Linked DNA regions of Homo sapiens: region 1 is linked to region 2. Evidence: read pairs that join two places in POLR2A ChIA-PET (ENCODE). Cell type or tissue: PC-3. All regions are shown on one strand. Each heading gives the region's core, and the rest is flanking DNA. Links, peaks and the distances in the headings are about the cores only.

Region 1 (2,843 bases), core at 344-2,843, 240 kb after region 2:
GGAGGCTGCGGCAGGAGAATCGCTTGAACCTGGGAGGCGGAGGTTGCAGTGAGCCGAGATGGCGCTATTGCACTCCAGCCTGAGCAACAAGAGAGAAACTCCGTCTCGAAAAAACAAAAACAAAAACAAAAAACAAAAACAAAAACAAAACAGAAGTGCTTCAAGCATTCACTATTATTATCGTCAGTATTTAGCGCTAAACCCTATTTACATTTGTAATGGCTAGTGCACGAGCATTGGAACCTGGTCTGGAAAGTATCCCTCTCCCCAGGCCTGATTTGCCCGGAGGTGGGTAAGGGCAAGGTTGGCAGCTAAGGCAGGAAGCAAAGGGCCCAACTGGAGCTCAGTGGTGTCAACTCCCTTCCTCCTCAAGGGTTGCTCCCTGTCTGTCCCACTAATGTTTGAAAAATATTTTACTGGGTTCCTAGCCCTGAACTTCAGCGTCTCCTGCCCTCCAGGCTGTTATTTTCAGAGGTAGAGATGAGAGCTGAGATAGGGTCTCCCTTGAGACACTGTCCCTAAAAACTACGACCTTCAGCTCCTAATTGAGGGCTTCCCCGCCCAAACCCACCCCTTCGCAACACAGCCCCCAGGGAAGGTGTCTAGCCTTTGGAGCACTAGGTGGGGGCGGGGGAAACCTGGTCCTAGGAATTCTAGGCCGCCAGATGAGAGGCGATGCTTTCGCCCTCCAGGCGAAAGGATTTGTCGGGGAGAGACAGCAAGAGTTCGACCAGCCAGCCACTTTAGAGATTGTCAGGGGCGCTCAGCTCATAGGGTGGCTCGAGGGCCAGTGCGAAGCTCCCTTAGGGACGAATTTCCACATACGACGAAAGGCATCTGCGAAAGGATGGGCTGTCCCGTGGGGGGAGTCGGCAGATATTTAAGTAACACTAACATTTAACGAATTAAGCAGCTATTTCTATTTACTGAGCAATTAGTACGCTTTGAGAGAGAGGCCCTACCGAGGCCTCGCGGTGGCTGTAAGTCCGTGGGGCCGAGGCCAGGTGGCGCCAAAGGCCCATCGACGCCATCTGCCCGGCTGTCCGGGCCCAGTCTCCGGGCTCGCCCAGAGAACCCGAAATCTGGACAAACGGAAACCGTAGGTGGAGGAAGAAGAGGGCTCCAGGGCCAGGTTCAAGGGCATCGTGGTGAGAGATGAGGGGTTCGGAGGACTGGTGGATCTGGGCATATCGCGAAGGTGGTAAGGGACCCAGGGGTGGAGTGGGCGGTGCTTGCGCCAAGAGGGTGAGCCTGAGTGTGGGCGGGGCGTGCGATAAGAGGCTCGCTCGGTAGCGCTCTTCGCAGAGCCGTATTTGTGCGCTACGCCGCAGCCAGGGCGCTCTGGGTGGGCGGGACTCCAGGGCCCCCAGGGGCGTGGCTTGCATCTTTCGTGGGCGGCCCCGGGGGCGGGGCTCCGTGTAGGTGAACCGCTACCTCCGCTCGATGTGTGAGGTGTGACAGTCCTACGAGGGCGCAGTTCTTCCACTTTTGTGAGCTTGAGAGGGGGCGGAGCTTGTAGCTGGGGACGGAGCCTGAAGAGGAGGTTGAGGGGAACTTCACACGTTTCCCTGGAGGGCGGAGTTTACATCATCCCCCAACAGAGTTAAGACCTCTGAGGGATTCCCTGCAGTGTCCAGGGCTCTGTGAGGCGAAGCTTGCAGTTGTGTTGGGCGGGGCCTGTAGCGCCGCGTGAAGAGAATGTGTAAACTCGGGGCGAAGTTCATACCTCCTAGAAGCCGAGACTAATAGTTCCGCCAATCTGCGCGCGCCGAGCGGAGGAGGTGGGGCTTGTAGGTTGTGGGCGGGGGACTGGGCGGGGCCAAGAGGGCAGGGGGCGGGCACAATCGCTGCTGGAATCTTTGAGTTGGCAGGGGCGGGGCTTGTGGCTTTGTGGGCGGGGCCTCTGGAGAGCTCCCGGGGGCTCTCTTCTGTTCTGCAGCGAGTAGGCGTGGCTCGTAGCTCCCAGGTCCGGGCTGATACCGCTGGAGTATGCAGTTCGCCGCCGCGCCCGAATGAGGCGGGGCCTGCGAGTAAGTGGGCTGAGCCCGGGCTGGGCGCAGGCCGGGGCTCTGCCCTGGGAGGCCGTCTGTTTAGGCCCGCACGCAGCTCCGCATCTGGTGCTCATTACCAGATGACAAAGAGCCGGCTCTGGGCCCCCTTCCCCACTCCCATCCCCCGCCTCCGACTGCAGTGTATTTAACTGTTTCCTGCCCTCGAGGCGCTCTAGATCCCTACCCGAGGTCACGGAGGGGACTCCAGACCATCCCGTCTCTGCAGGCCTTGTCGCTCCCCAGGCTTCCTCACCTCCTTCCCAGACTCAGCCGTCTGGGCCGCCTCGCAACCCTCATTGGCATCCAGCAAACCTGCCCGACGGCGTCTCCGAGGTTAAAGCTGTGCAGGATCTGGCGGGGACGTCTGGTTTGAGTTAGGGGAACGTGAGAGCGGGGACCGGGGGCGGTGCGTAGCGTTCCCTCCGCCCCCTCCGCGACCCCCTGGTTCATCCCCAGCTCCGGCCCCTCCTTTCCTGGTTCCCTGGGGCCCAGCTCAGCCTTCCAGCTCAGGTCCAGGCCCGAAGGGGGCGCTGGGCCACTCCTCCTCGCCTGCCCGGGTGGTCGTGGCGGCTCTGCCCCGTCCTAATTAGAGGCCCCCAAGAGGCTGTAACTGAAAAATTACAGAGGCGGTGGGAACTGGCGCCTCCCCTCCCCAGGTCTCACCCCCGCCCCCCAAGGCAGTGAGCACGAAATGAGGGAGGTCACTCCCACCAGGCTGTGATCTTTGACCAGGCCCTCCAGTTCCTGGGACACTTCAGTCCTGAGCAGCCGGAGCCCTCGCTCAAGCTCAGG
Region 2 (2,913 bases), core at 105-2,604:
TCAGCTTAAGGAACAGAGCATTATCGCTTCTGTTGAAGCTCTCAGGGTGCCCCTTCCTGACTGTCTCCCCTCTTCCTTCTACAAAGGTAAACACTATTTTGAATTGTGTTTATCATTTCCCTTGTTAGAAAAAAATTAGTTTTACTACATAATGCATCTCTATATATTTTATAGTTCTGAATGTTCTTGAAGTTTGTGTACATGGTGTCATCCTGTATGTGTTCTGTGACTTGATTGGTTTTTTTATTTTTTTTTAAATCAGCATTAGGTTTGTGAGAATCATCCATGTGGTATGGTAGCCATAGTTTAAATATTTTCATGATGGGTAGTATTCTGTTGTGTGAATGAATATACCGTAATTCTCTTGAATATGTAGGTTGTTTCCTGTTTAACACCCACAGTAATGCACACATTTCCCCCCAGGACTCCTAGTGCTCTTGTGCAGAAGTTTCTTTAGGTTGTATTCATATGGAGGGGTGGGATTGCCGCTCGCAGGGTATAGATCTGGGACTTCACTAGGCAAAAGTAGATTGTTTCCACAGGCTGCTTCCACTCTGTGTTTCCACATCACTTAACAGATTTACACATTGTTTTTTTTTTCTCTGTCCTTTCTCTAGGGAAATCAGGAGCCACATTAATTTAGTTTGCTGTGGCCAGATCCATAGCACAACACCAAGCTCAAGCGAGAGTTGAGTATGTGATGGTGTTCCTCTCTTGATCCTAAGCAGGCCTCTCTCTTTCTATACAGGCCCATCTATCGCTGAAGTATCCTAACCCACCTCTTTCACACATAGAAACACTGTGTTCCTTCCTACGTGGGTCCAGTCTTTCCCATTTCTCCTTCACTTTCATGCCTGTGTTTGGTGACGTTTGGGCAGCTGCCTTCTCCATCTCGTTAGGTTGAAAAGGCGCGAGCCTACTGGCAAGGAGCTGCAGCAGAGGGGCGTGAATGAAATCATTGACTGCTGTTGATGTTTGGTCTGCCCCTAGGTCTTTTGGTCACTGCAAAGTCCACGTAATAAATTATTAGCCTAAGAAACAGCCAGGCATCCTGATCAAATGTATAATTATTATGCTAACTTGCTGTGAGAGGCTTAGGCGGACTTATTTTTACATTCCGGGAGTGTGCAGTTACGTCACGTTTACTGACCAGTCCTTGAGCTTGTCCACTGTCCTGCTCCGACATTGTTTTTCATCCATCACCCTTGTACCTCCTCACTCCTTGTGGAACACATGTGCTCTTTGAGCATTTTGCAGGCCAGAATAACACTCTGTGGGGAGAAAATGGCCTGCCATTGGTCTTTCCAATTATTAGAGTCATCTGGTTAATTTGAGGTCTCCTGGGTGTCCTTGTTCATGTTGTTTAGAATATATAGGCAACATGCAGCACTCTGTGGAGGGATTAACATTCTTGTCTCATGTAACTCAAACGGGACACAAATATATGAGATACATGCCCCTTAGAAATGTAAACATGATTGTGGATCTAAGGTTAGGTGTGCATAAGAATGTCATGGGATTTGGTCTCTTAGGGCAGAGAAGAGGGGCTCGAACAGTACAGTGTTAGGAAGGTCCTGCTGCTTTTCTTGATGCCTGTCAAAATATAATTTTCTTTTGAAAAAAATACCGTTTCCTGTATTAGATATTTAAATAAAGAGCAGTGTAGTTGTTCTTCAGGTAGGTGTCTGCTCTTATTTAACATCTGTTAAATTCCCCCAGAATACATAGTACTTTTGAAAAACTTTATATAGGTGAATAGCTTACTCACAGCTGGTTTTAAAAGAATGAAATTGTTCTGTTGATCACATTTTTCACCAGCATTTTTTGTTTTTTTTCTTTAGATGGAGTCTTGCTCTGTCATCCAGGCTACAGTGTAGTGGCACAGTCATAGCTCACTGCAGCCTCCAACTCCTGGGCTCAGCAATCCTCCAGCCTCAGCCTCCCAAGTAGCTGGGACTATAGGCATGTGACATCACACCTGGCTTTTTTTTTTTTTTTTTTTTTTTTTTTAAAAACAGGGTCTCACTATGTTGCCCAGGCTGGTCTTGAACTCCTTGCTTCAAACTGTCCTCCTACCTCGGACTCCCAAAGTGCTGAGATTACAGGTGTGAGCCACTGTGCCCAGCCTTTTACCAGCATTTTTTTTAAAGACAAAATGATTAATATATGTCCATGATTAGAAATTTGAGCAGTATGGAAAGATGGAAAGCACAAAGGAAAAAGCCCCCAGTCCATCCCTCTTCTCACTTCCCAGAGGTAATCACTGTGAAATACAGTTGGCTTTTAAGATTCTGTTACAAAAAGGTAGTTTTGCTATAGTTCCTTTATCTTTTATGAAATTCAAGCTTTAGAAGTTAGCATTGTTTTCCCTTCATGCTAAGTAGTACTTCCTCTACTATGGTCCAGTATGGCATGGACCGTGGTGCAGGGTTATGGGGACCAGGTGGCATGCTGCTTGATGTTAAAGGAAGGGTGTTAGAGCCTCATTGTTGATCCCTTCCCTTCTGCCTTTGTATGGTGAGGTTTCCCTGATGTTCTTTTCTTTTTGTGTTGCTGTAAGTAGGAGAGGCAGAAAAATTACTAAATTTTACAAGCATTCAAAATTTCCTCAGTGGCATAAAAGTGATTATTAAGAGATGAAATGTGCTCTGCTGTATCATTCGCAAACCATATCCAAAGCCCATTTGCATACCCTTATGTGTATGTGAACTTAGGGTAGGAGTTGGCAGTTATCAGTCACTTTTCTCCTTAGGTCACATTTTTTTTAAGTGGGTGCTGAGGTCAAGCCTTAATGGACAAAAGCGTTGGAATCACAGAAGGTGGCCATAGCTGAGTTGGCATGACTGGTCTGCAGCAGAAGTGTTACTTTCATGAAAACGCTTGGGGGCATTTGCCCCTTTAACCACAGAAGCA

Evidence for each region. ChIA-PET counts read pairs that join two places held together with the same protein. Peaks named below come from ENCODE experiments on the same cell type or tissue, not always from the same donor. Only the 100,000 strongest peaks of a DNase experiment are listed, where the experiment ranks them.
Region 1: POLR2A ChIA-PET joins it to region 2 with 24 read pairs; 3 of 35 experiments call an interaction of 5 or more read pairs at or near these places.

The regions. Positions count from the first base shown.
Region 1 is chr11:66,310,963-66,313,805 of GRCh38, forward strand. No RefSeq gene overlaps it. Among named protein-coding and RNA genes, the nearest start is that of CD248, 4.7 kb to the right of the region's middle. RefSeq lists a silencer at 1,239-1,488. In PC-3, for the core only: a CTCF peak has its summit at 1,023; DNase peaks (open chromatin) are centred at 1,029, 1,429 and 1,879; H3K4me3 peaks cover 1,593 bases; H3K27ac peaks cover 443 bases.
Region 2 is chr11:66,071,934-66,074,846 of GRCh38, forward strand. The region is part of intron 1 of PACS1 (phosphofurin acidic cluster sorting protein 1); the gene reads left to right. Among named protein-coding and RNA genes, the nearest start is that of PACS1, 3.1 kb to the left of the region's middle. In PC-3, for the core only: no CTCF peak of the experiment used is centred there; no DNase peak of the experiment used is centred there; H3K4me3 peaks cover 347 bases.